Linked DNA regions of Mus musculus: region 2 is linked to region 1. Evidence: chromatin loops called from intact Hi-C (ENCODE). Cell type or tissue: left cerebral cortex. All regions are shown on one strand. Links, peaks and the distances in the headings refer to the core of each region. The heading gives the core; the rest is flanking DNA.

Region 1 (8,332 bases), core at 67-8,066:
ATGAGGCAGAGGTCCAAGTAAGCCTGCCGGTGCACCCACGACGCCTGCAGGAGCAGAAGTGAGGGATGCTGAGGGCCGGGACAAGCTATCGGACTGTGTGCTGCCATCGGTAATGAGTCTCAGTAGACCTGGAACGTCACCTCGCTGCGATCGCCTGGAGAAATGACCGCCTTTCTTACAACCAAAACAGTCCCGCTGGCCCTCTGCCCTGGACCCCCGGCACTCTGGACTAGCTCTGTTCTCTTGTGGCCAAGTGTAGCTCGTGTACAATAAACCCTCTTGCAGTCAGCTTAAGAATCAAAAAAAAGAAAAAAAAAAGAAAAAGAAAAGAAAAGAAAAAAAGAAAAAATTAGGCTGGACTGGGCATGGTGGCGCACGCCTTTAATCCCAGCACTCGGGAGGCAGAGGCAGGCAGATTTCTGAGTTCGAGGCTAGCTTGGACTACAAAGTGAGCTCCAGGACAGCCAGGGCTACACACACAGCCAGGGCTATCTCGAACCTCCCCTCCCCCCCCCCCAAAAAAAAAATTAGGCTGGGCGGTGGTGGCGTCTCCCAGCACTTGGGAGGCAGAGGCAGGTGGATCTCTGAGGTTGAGGCCAGCCTGGTTTTCAGAGCAAGTTCTAGGACAGAGAAACTCAGTCTACACAGAGAAACCCTGTTTCAAAAGAGGACAAAGAAAATTTTATTTATTTATTTATTTATTTTCGAGACAGGGTTTCTCTGTATAGCCCTGGCTGTCCTGGAACTCACTTTGTAGACCAAGCTGGCCTCGAACTCAGAAATCCGCCTGCCTCTGCCTCCCAACTGCTGGGATTAAAGGTGTGTGCCACCACACCCAGCACAATTAAAAATAAAAAGGTTTTTACACTTATTTATTTTATTGTATGAGTTTTGCCTGCATATTATGTCTGTGTACCAAGTGGGTGCCTGGTGCCCACGGAGGTCAGAAGTGGGTGTCAGACTCCTCTACAACTGCAGTTCGGAATGGATGGTTGTGAGCTACCACATGGGGGCTGGGAACTGAAGCTGTCTCTTTCAAAAGCAGCAAGCACTCTTGAGTACGGAGCCATATCTTCAGCTCCTACATCTGAAAAAAAAAATTAAGGACTAGCTTCTTCGCTTCCAACGATTTTAATTAATTAATAGTTAATTTTTTGAGATGGCTAACTTCCAAAACACAGAGATTTGCCTGCCTCTGCCTCCTGAATGCTGGGATTAAAGGTGTGTGCCACCATTACCCAGCTAAATTTTAAACTTTCACATGTAGACTACTCAGAAGGCAGTATCAGGTAAATGTGGATTATTGGAGTTCTGTGGCCCAGGTATGCGACCCCTCTTATTCCCAGTAAATCAACAGTATACTTGCGTAAAATGTACAGAGTGTATTTGGCAAAAAGCAGGTAAAGAAGTGACTTTAGTTACCTACCACAGGGTCTCTGGTCTAGGCTACACTAAGTGAATGCGCTTTTCTCATGCTTAAATTCTTCTAACCGGGAGTGAGTGTGGCTCCTATCAGTTATAGAAAGAGGTGAGTGGGACCGCTTAGGACCTAAATATAGGGCTAAGCATGCCTGTCCTGGCAGGAGAGCTCTTTGGCTGATGGCCTGGCCAGTTTTCATGTGACAAAGCTTTCAAAATTAACTCCATGTAGACTTGCAAGTCTTTAGGGAATGAAGACATGGGTAGGCAAGAGATCATTTTAAATCTTCAGTCAGAGGCTAGCCCTGGAAGCAGAGAGGAAAAGCCTGAAACATCAGAGGAAACAAGTGGGGGGTGAGCAAGGAGACAGAACGGATCTGGGAGATGGCATAGAGGCTTGGGAGGGGGTCGCATGGGTGGTGGGAGTGTGTGTGGGGGTGGGGGTGGCTGAGCAGGACTGTACCTGAGAAGGATGGGGAAGCTGTGGGCCACAGCTGAGGCAGAGAAGTGGGTAATACAGTATTGTAATTCACACTTTTGAGTAGCTGGAGGGGAGGGCAGGGCAGAAAGGACAGACAGCAGGTAAGCCTGCCAAGATGCTGGTAAGCAGGCCTTCTTCTGACCTTTGCCACAAAGCTTCCAACATGTGACAACCAGCTTGGTGCTTGGCTGTTTCCTGAAAGACAAATGTAGTCACTGACTGTGACAAGAGATGGGGAGAGAGAGGGAGACCCTGGTCCCAGACCTCTGGCTCTGCAGCTCTCTTTCAGTAAGTGTTGGTTTCTCAGACTCCCTGTCTGAACTAGGAGATGCCAGGAAGAGTGAGAGGCCAAGACAGACATCCAGGAACTGACCATTGACCCTTTACAGCCTTGTCTCCATGAAGATCTAAGGAGCACGACATTTTGTTTTTATTTTGAGACAATGTGTTGGCACATACCCTAGGGTGGCCTCAAACTCATGATGCTCTTGAAAGATTGGTAACATTTATGCAAGAAGATTACTACCCTCTGGATGGAATGAATCTTTTTATCTTCACATACCCTCTCCTTTTCTCTCACCTCTTTCTCTGTCTTTTGTTTGTTTTGTTTTTTGTTTGTTTGTTTGTTTGTTTTTGAGACAGGGTCTCATGCAGCTTGGACTAGTCTGGAATCCATTATGTAGACATGAAAGCCTTAAAATCCTGATTCTCCTGCCTCTACAGCAGGTACAGGTATGTTCCACCATACCAGGTTTTATAATAAAGACTTTAAAAAAAATCCAACTAAACATTTAGAATAATCAAAAACTCTTTAATAAAAAGTCTTGTTAGCTGGTGGCACACACCTTTAATCCCAGCACTTGGGAGGCAGAGGCAGGTGGATTTCGGAGTTCGAGGCCAGCCTGGTCTACAGAGTGAGTTCCAGGACAGCCAGGGCTACACAGAGAAACCCTGTCTCGAATAAATAAATAAATAACCACAGTAAAGCTGCATGACTATACACATTCATAACAAACAAACTTGGGTGCTGGAGAGATGGCTCAGTGGTCAAGATCACAGTATCCTTACAGAGCACCCAAGGCTGAGTCCTAGAACTCCGATGGTCACTCACAGTGATTCCAGTTCCAGGGGCTCTGACTTCTTCTGGCCTCTGCGGATACCACGTATGCACATGGTGTACATACATGCATATGTGCAGTCAAAGCACTCATACACCGAAAATAAAGTAACTACATCTTTTTTAAAAATGATGAACTGTAACTTAGGACTGGGGAGATGGCCCAGTGGTTGAAGTGCTTGCCTTGTAAGCCTGAGGCTGGAGTTTTGATTCACCAGCCCCACCACGTGAAACTCCAGACAGTATGGTGGCTCGTTTGCCATGCTAGCCTCTGAAGGCACACAGAAGGGATTCCCAGAGCAAGTTGGCTAATGAGACCAGCCATACCTCTGAGTTCAGGGTTTGACTGAGAGAGCCTGCCTCAGTGAAAAAGACGTGTTATTGAAGATGACTGTGGACATCAGCTTTGGGCGTCCGTGTGCACCCACACATATGCAAACTTGCATAAAACATATGCGTGTGTGCTCACACACACACAGAGAAATGGAAAAAGAAAAACCACATAACTGTAGATGTAATTTTAGTTATGCAAAATTTACAAGAACTTGCTCCCATTCCCTGCTTAGCTTCTGTTGGAACTGGATAAATAAAGACTGGAGATGGGAATTAAAGGCTATGCTAGTGGTCAGGAGCAGCTCTGGGTCTGAGCTGCAGCCACACAGCAGAAGAAATGCATGTGGACTTCTGAAAGAAAAGAGGGCAGGCGTGAGAACTCTGATCCTCACGCGCCCCTCCCCCACACCCCTCGCTGAGCCTCTGAATCACAGCTACCTGGGACAGTCGGGACAGTAGGACCTCTGGATTCAGTCATCTTCTATGGTATTCCAAACAGGACCACTACTGCCACCAGGTGGCATCAAACTGTAGCCAGGCCTGGCATGAATTTAACATGGCTAGCTGGGCTCCCAGAGTCCTCAGCTGTGTGAACCCCCACCAGCCACTCCGTTGTCAGCTTCACAAACACAGTTCACACGCCTGGATTCGTGGCCGACTGTGGTCGGGTTTTACCGTATCGATTTATAACTAGAATTGAGGGGAGGCCTCTTAGACAAAATGATGAAGGAGATGAAATTAGACATTGTGATAAATATCTTATGCACACGAGTTCACTGAATCCCTTTTATGCATAAGGTATCAATAGAACAAAGCGAAAGTCATCTTTGTAAGTTAAACAGTTCCGCCTGTAAGTTAACTATTGCTGATTGGCAGACAATTCGTAGGGTGTGGAGACATGCAGACACAGCTCATCCCATGAGCTTATTCGTTGTTTCTAAAGTTTTAATATGGGCATTTCATGAATATCAGTTCCTCTACCTTGGGGGGTGTATATTATAAGTGTGTGATGGGAGGGTCCCCAGTGTGCCATGGTACATCTGTGGGAGACGGATGGTAACCTCAGGAACATGGTTATCTCACTTCTCCATGGGTTTGGGGACAGAGCACAGGTCTCCAGGGTCTTGTGGTACAAGCTTTTACCCCCCCTGAGACATTCTGCCACCTCCCACCCCCACCCTGGCACCCCGCTGTTTTTGAGACAGTTTCTCACTGAATTTAAGAGATCCACAATTTGACCAGCCCGGCTGGCCCCTGGGGTCCTGCTGATGGGATTTTCTCAGTTCTGAGATTACAGTGCACCTGTGCACCTGGCCCTGGATTGATGGATTGATTGATTGATTTTACATTGGTTCTGGGGACTCAAATTCAGTTCCTCATGCTTACACAGCAAATGCTTTACAGACCGAGCCATTTCCTCAGCTTTTAGAGTCCTCTCCTTCCTTCCTTCCTTCCTTCCTCTTTCTTTTTCTTTCTTTTCTTTCTTCCTCACTTTCTTCTTCCTCCTCCTTTCTTCTTCCTCCCCTCTTTTCCCCTCCCATTCCTTTCCCCTTCCTCCCCCCTCCTCCTCCCCCCTCCTCTCTCCTCCTCCTCTCTCCTCCTCCTCCTCCTCCTCCTCCACCTCTTCTTCTTCTTCTTCTTCTTCTTCTTCTTCTTCTTCTTCTTCTTCTTCTTCTTCTTCTTCTTCTTCTTCTTCTTCTCCCTCTCCTTCTCCTTTTCTCTTTCTTTTTTGGACAGGGTCTCAAAACAAGGCTGTCCTTGAATGCATAGAAATCCACCTACCTCTGTCTTTCAAGTGATTAGATTAAAGGGTTATGCCTTCAAGCTTTATCTATTCTTGCATGGGGGTGGGGGGGGCGGTGTTCTAATGAAGCTCCAGCTAGCCTTGAATTCATGATCCTTCATGCCTCAGTCTCCCCAGTATTGTGGTTACAGGCATGAGCTACCACATTTACTTGATCAGTTTTTGAAATGTACATGTTAGTATCTGTTTCTCCCTACAGTTTGTTCCACGTGTGTGTCTCTGTGCCTGTGGGGGAAGGGATTGTGATTTTTGAGGCTGTATGGTTAGAAGCACACAAATCTTCATTGTTTGTTTTTTGAGGCATAGCCCTGGCTATCTTGGAACTAACCCTGTAGAAAGAGGTTGGCCTCAAACTCAGATCCACCTGCCTCTGCCTCTGCCTCTCTCTCTCTCTCTGCCTCTCTCTCTCTCTCTCTCTCTCTCTCAGCCTCTCTGCCTCTCTCTCTGCCTCTCTGCCTCTCTGCCTCTCTCTCTCTGCCTCTCTCTCTCTCTCTCTCTCTCTCTCTCTCTGCCTCTCTGCCTCTCTCTCTCTCTGCCTCTCTGCCTCTCTCTCTCTCTCTGCCTCTCTGCCTCTCTCTCTCTCTCTCTCTCTCTCTCTCTCTCAGCCTCTCTCTCTGCCTCTCTGCCTCTGCCTCTCTGCCTCTCTCTCTCTCTGCCTCTCTGCCTCTCTCTCTCTCTCTCTCTGCCTCTCTGCCTCTCTCTCTCTCTCTCTCTCAGCCTCTCTCTCTGCCTCTCTGCCTCTGCCTCTCTGCCTCTCTCTCTCTCTCTCTCTCTGCCTCTCTCTCTCTCTCTCTCTCTCTCTGTCTCTCTGTCTCTCTCTCTCTCTCTCTCTCTCTCTCTCTCTCTCTCTCTCTCTCTCTGTCTCTCTGTCTCTCTCTCTCTGTCTCTCTCTCTCTCTCTGTCTCTCTCTCTCTCACTCTCTCTCTCTGTCTGTCTGTCTCTGCCTCTCTGCCTCTCTCTCTCTCTCTCTCTCTCTCTCTCTCTCTCTCAGCCTCTCTCTCTGCCTCTCTGCCTCTGCCTCTCTGCCTCTCTCTCTCAGCCTCTCTCTCTGCCTCTCTGCCTCTGCCTCTCTGCCTCTCTCTCTCTCTCTGCCTCTCTGCCTCTCTCTCTCTCTCTCTCTGCCTCTCTGCCTCCCAAGCACTGGAATTAGAGGCTTGCGCCACCACTGCCCAGCGAGGTATTTCGATGATTCCCTCATCTTGCTCCTTGTTGTTCTCTGGAACGATAACAGCATATGATGGCACCCTGCATGGCGTCACCTGCCTTAATCCTTGAGGCCAGTGGATCTCTAGGAGTATGAGTCCAGCCTGGCTTACGGAGCAAGGTCCAGGCAAGCCAGGTCTACACATTGAACCGTGTCTCAAAACAAGCAAAGGAAACCAAACAGCATATGATGATGCCCTTCTTTGTCCCTATGGTTTCCTTCCATGTTTTACATTTTTCTTTACGGACAGAGCTCACTTGTGCAGCCATAGCTGTCCTGGAACTTTCTCTGTAGATCAGACTGGCCTCAACTCCGAAATCCACCTGCTTCTGCTGGCATTAAAGATGGAAGTCCCCATGCCTAGCAAGAAAAATAAAAAGGAAATACTTTTTTTTTTTTTTTTTTTTTTTTAAATTTGGAGAGTACCTCATGTAACGCAGACCGGCCTTGCTAGGTAGTGTGCTGGTTGGAATGAGAATCGCTGCATAGGCCCATGGTTTGAATACTTGGCCCTCAGTTGGTGAAACAGTTTAGAAAGGATTGGGAGGTGTGGCCTTCTTGGAGAAGGTATGCCACTGGGGTGAGCTTCTAGTGTTCTGACTTTCGCTTACTGAAGGCTAGGGTTGCGGGCATGTACCACACCTATGGGGCTCACATGTTGTATAAAGTCATCTTTTAAGGGTAGAGTGCTTGCTGGTCTAGCATGCAGGGAGCCCTGACCTCGATCCTTAGCACCACAGAAACCCAGTCAAGGCCATGTATTCTGCTCCAGCATTCTTTATCTTACTGGGTGGTTGTTGTTGTTGTTTTAAATATTTATTTATTTTATGCGTGTGAGTACACTGTCGCTGTCTTCAGACACACCAGAAGAGGGCATCGGATCCCATTAAAGATGGTTGTGAGCCACCATGTGGTTGCTGGGACTTGAACTCAGGACCTCTGGAAGATGCTCTTAACTGCTGAGCCATCTCTCTAGCCCCTATCTTACTGTTTTAAGCTGGTTCTTTTCTGAATCTGGAGGTAGGTTGGTGATAAAGAGTCCAGGAATCCTCTTATCTCTGTCTACCCAGCCCTACCCCCAGAGCTGGGGATTCAGGCAGGTGTGACCAAGCCTGGCTTTTTAAGTAGGTGCTGGGGACTCAAACTCAGGTCTTCATGCTATTCACAGTGTCTAAACCCTCCTACCTGATGGGCCACTTCCCAGCCTCATTGTACTTATGCTCTACTCAGTAGTGAGTCATTGCTTCCTGATGGTCAGTACAAAGTGTATTTCCTGAGATCTGAGTGTGTTATCCACCTGTGATAACAGATACTTAGGAGTCTGAGACGGAACAACTGAGTTTGAGGCCATACTGGATTCTATAGCGAGCGACTCTGTTCAGAAGGAAAAAAAGAAAAATGGAAAACCCATTCCTTCTAACAGCATTTATCGAACTTGAGCCTTTGTATTATTGAGAAACAGCTATTTAGCAGCTAGTTACTAGTCAGCATGGCTGTCTTCATTCCTTTTCTTTTTTAAAAAAATAACATTCACCGCCGGGCAGTGGTGGCACACGCCTTTGATCCCAGCACTTGGGAGACAGAGGCAGGTGGGTTTCTGAGTTCGAGGCCAGCCTGGTCTACAGATTGAGTTCCAGGACAGCCAGGGCTACACAGAGAAACCCTGTCTCAAAACAAAAAAAATAACATTCAGCTGGGCAGTGGTGCCATATGCCTTTAATCCCAGCGCTTGAGAGGCAGAGGCAAGCAGATTTCTGAGTTCGAGGGCAGCCTGGTCTACAGAGTGAGTTCCAAGACAGTCAGGGCTATACAGAGAAACTCTGTCTCGAAAACCAAAACCAAAAACCAAACCAAACCAAAACCAAAACCAAAAAAACAAAAATTCATTTTATGTGCACTGGTGTTTTGCCTGGGCTTTGTCTGTGTCAAGGTGTCAGAGCTTGGAGTTACAGATGGTTGTGAGCTGCCATGTGG
Region 2 (8,332 bases), core at 229-8,228, 230 kb after region 1:
TCACCTTCTTGTCTCCCTCATGGTTTTCCCCCAGCCTCCCAGCCCCCCAGGCCCAGGAACCCTAAAACCTGCCTATGTCTCTTCTGTCCAGCTATTTACTGTCAGAATCTTTATTCACCAATCAGAAATAACTTGAGGGCAAGGTCACACAAATCACTGTGTCTACATGCCGACTCTCTTGATCTCTGGGACAACCAGGTCTTGGGGGCCTGCACTTTAGCATTACAAGACACTGCAAAAGACCAAACCTCAAAAATTCCCCTTTTTAGCTCCTTTTCTCTCAGATATAAATTAAATACAATTACAACAATTATGAAAATTGTAAGGTATGATATACATTTATAATGTCCAGTCCATTTTATTTGGCCATTTAGATAAAGTATTTTATCATCTATACTAATTAATGAGTTTACAATTCTGCACCTCACTTATCTTTGATTTTTACTTGTATTATATCTGAAACCCAACTTTTTAAAATCTAGAATACCTTCCTTGATGCTAAACAACATAAGTTTAGTTGTGAGACTATAACTATCTAGTCTTCAACACCATCTGAGCTTTGAAAAGGAATAAATATTATTTAGGTATGCAGGAAGCATAGGGATGAAGCTTCTAAAAATCATAGAAATGACAGAGATAGCTTACTGTCTGGACAGTCCCTAATGTTCCTTATAACACTGGAGTATCTATCTTCAGCCTTCTGGCCCAGAACATCTGACAGACCCCAGATGAATCAGGAATTATGAAGGACTAGCTTACCCTATCTTGGCAATGCTTAGCAGTAAATTATCCTGCAAACAGCATTTTGTCTATAGATAGTACATTTCTTGCCCAGAGGCTAGCTTACCACAATTGAAACAACTGTATATGGAGGTATCTTAATAAATAAAAATAATTATCTTAATTATTTTAAATTGTTTTAATTGTCAACATGAAGGTAGTTATAATTTCAGTGATTATAATTGTATTAAATACTCTATGACAGAGGTCAAAGTAGAGCAGATCTAAATAAAAAAGAGCCTGCAAAATTGAATCAGTCTATACTTTAGATTTTATACTTCAGGTTGCTGGAACAAAGAAAAGGTATTTTGGGAGAAGGGCTCTGTATTTGTGTTAACAAGAAAAAAAAAAAAAGGTTTTAGACTCCTTCCAAAGTAATAAGGATCAGACTTGATAGAGGGAGACCCCCCTGAAGACCTTGGCTGCAGTCAGGAAGGAAAAAAGTCAAGAAGACCAAATAGGACAGGTAACATAATTTGCTGATCCCTCTATATGGGAACAAACCTGAAACTGGCTGAAACATAAAAATGTCTCTAGCTAGAACTTCAACTATACATAGCCAATGAGTCTTGTTGGCAACAGAGTTCTTAAAATTCATCACGCCATCCTTTCATATGGCATGAATGAAGATTTATTACAATTTGGTTATTAATCAAGCTGACTCATAAAAAAGACAGGTGCCTTTCACCTGCTCAAACAAGGAGCAGAAATTCATCCTTAACTGATCTATGCACCTTGCTCTACTTCGGAACCACATACCCAACCTAACAATTTGGTTATTTGAATACATACATTCCAATGTATGCATATACTACATTTCATTAATAGATTTACCCACCAATGAACACATGATCAGCTTCTACCTTCTGCCTATTGGAAACAATACTAGAAACATAAATATATAACTATCTGAGACTCTGTTTTCAAGTCTTTTAGAAATATACTTAGAGGAAGAATGGCCGAGTCACATGTTAACTCCTAATTTTGGGGAGGATAAAAACTCTTCACTTTGCATAACCCCTTTAGGACTCATTCAGGTGTACACAGTGATATCAATTTTTTTAAAAAAAAAATCAAATTGCATTTGTATTTGAGAGAACACATGCAGGTTTTAACAAGTGTGTATACATGTGAGGCAAGAGTATTTTCTTTATCTTGCTCCATCTTATATTTTGAGACAAGGTCTCTCATTGAACTCATTAATTATGTAGGCTGGCTGGCCAATGGGCTCAAAGGCACAGCCTGTTTCCACATTGCACCCTAATACTTGGGCTACAAAACCCACTTGCACACACTTTCTTGGCAACCAGCTTTTTTGTCAGTACTTGGAATCTAAACTCAGGCCCTCAAGCTTGCACAGTAGGCAATTTAATGACTGAGACATCTCTTCAGCTCCACCAAATAGAGCTTTATGGTTATGGATATATCACAGTTTGATCAACCATTGACCAATAAATGACGTTTGAGTTGGTCAGGTTGGGGCTATCCCAAATACCCACGCTGAGTATCATTCTCTTAATTATCAACATTTTGCTGTCAAGACTTTGGCAAATTTACAGCCAACTTTCAACACTATAAACACCCCTGTATAGATTCTGATATAGACAAGGTGTTTTTTTTTTAATTATTTCTTTAGGATAAATGTTTATGAGTATGATGGTAAGATGTATAATTTAATCTTATTTAATTTAATCTTATAAGAAATTTCCATTTTCCAGATTGGCCATACTGATTTACATACATGCCAAATTTAGTTTTTCTGTTTCTTCACCAGGATGTCCTTCTGTAAATCTGTATTTCATTCCTCTTAACTTTGTGACAGATCTCATAGTAATGTAAATCTGCAATTCTCCTATGGCTAGTGGTTTTGAACATTCATAAGCCCACCTGCCATCTTTTTGTCCAGCTCTTGTTTGCTTTTTCACTTTTGAGTTTGAGAAGGAGTTTCTTGTTTAGCACTGAATTTGCTGGTTTAGCTAGACGAAATGTCCATCACACTGCAGAGATCTCCAGTTTTCACATCCTCAGTACTGGTATGAAAAACCTCCACTTTTGTTGCTGGCGATCCAAACCAGGTTGTAGGACTTGTTCAACAAGTACTTTGGCAAAGACATCTCCCCTAATCCTCTTTGTACTAGTTTTATTCTCATAACTTTTCTGTGTGCTTGAAATAAACTACGAAACATGAGGTATGAGTTGTTTTTTAAGTGATAAATTTTTTTTTAAACCCTAGTGACAAGTTTAACACTAGTCTGGCATTAAGTGGTAAAAGCGTCAGAGGAAACTGACTTCAATCTAGATAGTCCAATACCTGGATATTTGGGGGTTTTTTTGTTTGTTTGTTTTTTGAAACAGGGTTTCTCTGTGTAGCCCTGGCTGTCCTCGAACTCAGAAATCCGCCTGCCTCTGCCTCCCAAGTGCTGGGATTAAAGGCGTGCGCCACCACTGCCCGGAGCTGTCTATTCTGCCTGTCTCTCTTGTCTTAATCTTTCTGTAGGTAAACAGCTTAACTTGCTCTGTAGACCAGGCTGGCCTTGAACTCAGAGATCGCACTGCCTTTGCCTCCCAAGCTCTGGGATTAAAGGCATGCACCACCATTGCCCGGCTCTATTCCATTTTTAAAATACCACTTCTTGACTGTGACTAAATAAGTATACATCTCTGATACCTTGACAAGCCATGAAGCATCTGCATCTCTAAAAGTGAAGAGAAACTGTAAAACACGTTCAAGTTTTTCTTTTACGAAAACCATTTATCCTGGGCCAAGTAGAAGAATGTTAAAGGGACACCAAAGAATACCTTAAAAGTTCAAAAGAAAGTTAGAATCAAGGAACTGGCCAGACCCAGAGTTACCATGGGTCGCTCACCTGGCAGTGGTAAGCAGAGGGTGTCCCGTCCCCACCAGCTTCCGCACCTGCATGGCGATATTGCTGAGCTCGTCGCTCAGCAGGCAGCGCAGGCTCATGAAGGATGCGGGGTAGCCCACGATCTTCTCCGCCTCGGACACCACCTGGTTCCAATGGGCCGGTGACCTGGAGGAGCGCCCGCGCCAGGAGCCCGCCGAGGAGATGCTGTCGAGGGATCTGAAGTACCACCAGTGGCGACTGGGGGGACCTGAAGCCCCGAGGTAACCGGACAAGCGCAACAGCAGCTGCCGGAGGCTCATAGTTTTGAGTCTGAGAGGGTCGGGGACCTGAGGAAGGTGGCCAGAAATGACACGGGAAGCAAACAAGGGCTGAGGAGAAACTTTCAGAATCTAACAGGAGACGGCGATTCCAAACCCTCAGAGAAGTATGGCTTTCTGGAGCCGTAACCAGGAATAACGTTTGCTGCTTCTGCAGCGCAGACTGGCGTAACCCCAGCGGCTGCTCAGAACTGCACTGGATACCTGCGCTGGTAACCACAGCCAGTGCCTACATGGGGGGCGCCATGTTGGAGGCATGAAATGCGGCCTGCCGTAAAGATAGGGGCGGGCTGATGAGCGGCAAAGAGTGCTCTTTACTTTACGGCACAGCTGGGACCTCCCCACTAAGGGGCGGACCCTCAGTGATGACCGGAAGGCGAGAGATGGAAGGGAGCCTGTGCCCCAGGACGTCGGTGTCCGCCCTTTGGCACCCCGCTAGCCCTGGATCTAGGCGCTCTCGGGGTCTCTGCAGCGTTTCTCCCGGCCCAACGCAGAGTGAAGCTTATGTAAATAAATGTCTGTATCGTGGGTCCGCGGCGAGATCGTAGGCCCGTGGCGCAGGCTCGTCCGGAAGCCTTTTGCTCCTGGGCGCCTTAGGCCCTTGGTGGGGGCCGCGGACCCGGGAGGGCGGCCCCGCTAGCTGGGCGACGACGTCTCCTCCGCGGCCCCCCCAGAGCTGGAACGCAAGTGGATCGGTGAGGCTGAGCCCTGCTTCCCTCAGCTTCCTGGCCGAAGTGCCAGGATTTCTGTGAAAAATCCAGAAAATAAGGATGCTGTGAGAATGGAATGAAACGTCGCTTGCTCCGGGACTGAAAATTCACTGGCATGAGTGCATTTCACATATTAGCTCACTTAATCTTTTGTTGAGTTTTAAAGATAATACTATTCCCCGGATTTTAGGGGGGATGGGGGGGAACGGAATGAGGCACAGCCAAATTGTAAGTTGTTATGGTCACATTAAGCAAAATGTGAACCTAGAGGATCTGGTATCTTTTTTTCTCCTCTCCTTTGGGTACTAGGGATAGAGGCCAGGCCTCATGCAGTAATGCTAGGCTAGTGCTCTACTTCGGAACCACATACCCGACCTAACAATTTGGTTATTTGAATACATACTCTTAACCACAACATTAAGTAATATGTTACCAAAAATTCTTTCTCATTGCTAAAGTAAAATTGTCAGTGTGACGACGCTTTCAGTGTTGGATGGAACGTTTTTTTTTTCCCCTAGGCCACAGTGGCCTGAGACTTCTTACTGTGTAGCAAACTGACCTGTAACTTCTTGACCCCATCCACCTCTCAAGTCCTGGGATTACAGACGAGGGCCAGAGGGCCACTCTGCTCTTCGGGTGCCACCTATTCAAGCACGTCTAGCATCTTGCCCTTTCTAATTAGACAAAACAAGTGTTGAAGTCCTTGTTAATCATAAAAAAATTAAAAATTACAAAACCTTAAATTCAATCCCTTGGGAAGAAAAAAGTAACATTAAGATCAGTAATATAAAAATAATAAACGACTTGTTACCTACATTTTACACTCAGGAATGGTTTTTAAAATTCATGTGAGCTTTCAAAATTCATAGTTGGTATTTTTTAAGCTCACATTATGTAAATGAACTAGAAAAACAAAGAGAAATTGTTCACACAAGATGCTTTTAGCCACAGAAGGTTTAGCGGCAAACTCCCTTTGAGTGCCAAGTCTCCTGTGATTTAAAGATTCTGTTTTTGAGCCAGGAATGGTGGTGCTTACAAGCACTCAGGAGGCAGAGGCAGAAGGATCTCTAGGTTCAAGAGCAGCCTGGTCTACATAGCCAGTTCTAGGCTAGCCAGGGCTCCAGAGTGAGGGCTCCATAGATAAAACAGCATATTAATTAAAGGTGAATTATATTTAAAAACAGTCTCCCCATAAGGGAGTTCCTATGTAAGATTCCTAGCAATAAAATCCAAGTATACTACTATGTAAAAATAAATGTAAAAGGTGAAATATTTTATCATTCTAAAGAGTTCTAAGACCTAAGCTGGGTTGTCCAAGGAGAAGGAAGTCAGAAAAATCCAGAGAAAGAGAGAGACTGAGTGTAATATATCGAGCATCTGAGGCTGCTTCTTCAAGATCATGGTACCTTAAGAGTAACTTTTCACACATTTGCTTTAATGAAAATTCACAGTATGTACTTTAATTTCTTCACAAAAGCCAAGTGCATTATTCTCTGGTCTTGGTCTGTTAGCCACGTTTTTGATTATTCATGGGACTTCTGCTCCCATTTACTTTAAATAACCAGCACTTTCCTTTATACTTAACAGTTAAAAGGTTGCATTGTATCTAGTGGTAATCAGTTTTGGAAAATTAAAATGATATTTGTTCTTTAGTCCTCCTGATTTATATATATATATATATATATATATATATATATATATATCCTTCAATCTTTATAGCTAAAGAGATGTCTGAATTTCAAGTGACAGGCTGTGAGGAGTAAGGACATCTAATACCACTAAGAATGCAAAGTAGCACACAGCAGTTAGATAATCACAGTATTGTATACACATTTGCATTATGACCCAGAAATATCAACTCTAGGAACCTATTCCAAAAGGCAAAGTAACTAAAGCAAAAGGTTGTTCATTGCTGTATTGATTTTAATAGAAAATAATCCAGACCTCAAAGTGGGCACTCGAGCACAACTGGACGAAAGAGGATCACCCCTGTATCTTTCAGGATATACATCAAATTAAAAATGCAAAGTACAGAGTAGTATAACACATTTTTTTGTGAAATAGATAAGACTGTGAATGTATTTTGGCATGTATTCTGAACAGGAAGGAACAGAGATCAGCAAGGAGACTGGTAACTATTCTATAATCCTTGGCTATGTAGATTTGGTTTTCAAATCATGTATACATGTTATGTATTCTAAATAATTTTAAATACAGAAGAAAAATCTAATTCCTAGAATTTGAAAATTCACAGAAGCAAATGATGTAACTACATATTAAGTTGCCATGTCATAACCATACCAAGCAAATAACTAATGACTTTTAAAAAATGATATTTTCATCATACGCCGTCCGTAGAATATGTTCCCTGGAAGAACAGAGCTACAAAAAGATCTTTAACTTCATTCTTATGGCTCATAGAAATGTAGATGCTATTACTTTCTAATCCTACATGTTATATGCAGAGAGTTGTTAGGTATGTGGATCTTTCAGAGTAAGTAAAATCCATATAATACTCAAGTTGAGTTAGAAATAATAAGTTCATGACTTTTTTCAAAAATGTTTCTTATGTAGTAATAAAATGTATTTATTAACCGGGCGTGGTGGCGCACGCCTTTAATCCCAGCTCTCTGGAGGCAGAGGCAGGTGGATTTCTGAGTTCAAGGCCAGCCTGGTCTACAGAGTGAGTTCCAGGACACCCAGGGCTACACAGAGAAACCCTGTCTCAAAAAACAAAACAAAACAAAAAAAAAAAACAAAAAAAATGTATTTATTGAAAAAAAAAACAAAAGATTTTGCTTTGTGTACCAGTTGTATAGTATAATAATCTTTAGCATTGTGTTGTACTTTTGATACACTGCTTTCTATAAAAACTAGGAAGGTGCTTTGGAGAATAGTCGCGCGCACGCGCACACACACACACACACACACACACACACACACACACACACACACATACCAATGTATGTAATGGATGTCTTGTCTCAGAAATCAAGGAAGCCATTTAAGTCTAAAAGACTAGTGAGACAGGACAAAGATCCAAAGACACCAACATAAGGGTTGATGAGGGAACAATGTGACCATCAAAAAGTAGTAAGACCTATAACTGATTGAAATTCATTGACTACACATGAGCTCACGCCTTTATAACTAGATGCAACTTCGGCAATGAGTAAAAGAATTGAGTGTTTATCCTGCTTCCCTGTGTAAATTCTGCTCAGTGGTCTTTTATCCTGGCTCAGTCCCTTGAAAACTGAACCTGAGACAAGGGCCTACTCTTTGGGCCGTTGATTTTGGACGGTGATCTCAGGATGACTAGGGAAAGTGAGACAAGGAAAGGCAGTATGAGAGTGTTCTTGAATTAGTCACCACCACAGGCGGTGAGGCCTCGGGCCACGTAGAATAGACTTCAGGATTGCCACCCGAGGTGAGAAGAGAGCACATATTAATAAGCAGCTTGTAGCTCTGGCTGCTCCAGGTTTCCATCTCGGGGCTTTGGCTCCTCACACCTCCAGCGTATAAAAATGCGCTAGGCGGAGGAGTATCCCCCACCTCAGGGATCAGGGGGTTGTGGTGGGGGGACAGAAAATGAGGCATCTGCATGTCCCAAATAGCTGCAAATGTATACGATGAAGAGAGGTGCTGTTGAGTCATGGTT

What was found. Hi-C counts contacts between places; a loop is a spot of excess contacts. Peaks named below come from ENCODE experiments on the same cell type or tissue, not always from the same donor. Only the 100,000 strongest peaks of a DNase experiment are listed, where the experiment ranks them.
Region 2: a loop joins it to region 1, with 2.4 times the contacts of the local background. A loop is called at or near these places in 2 of 42 quality-filtered maps.

What each region holds. Positions count from the first base shown.
Region 1 is chr10:43,448,113-43,456,444 of GRCm38, reverse strand. It overlaps a transcript of Pdss2 not described here and the pseudogene Gm3699. Among named protein-coding and RNA genes, the nearest start is that of Bend3, 27 kb to the left of the region's middle. In left cerebral cortex, for the core only: a CTCF peak has its summit at 3,872 (motif pointing right); a DNase peak (open chromatin) is centred at 3,876; H3K4me3 peaks cover 357 bases.
Region 2 is chr10:43,217,376-43,225,707 of GRCm38, reverse strand. Pdss2 (prenyl (solanesyl) diphosphate synthase, subunit 2) reads right to left here and starts at 4,222. Exons shown (of 8, transcript NM_027772.2): 1 at 3,648-4,222. The coding sequence starts at 3,946. In left cerebral cortex, for the core only: a CTCF peak has its summit at 4,186; DNase peaks (open chromatin) are centred at 4,269, 4,954 and 5,677; H3K4me3 peaks cover 2,014 bases; H3K27ac peaks cover 1,740 bases.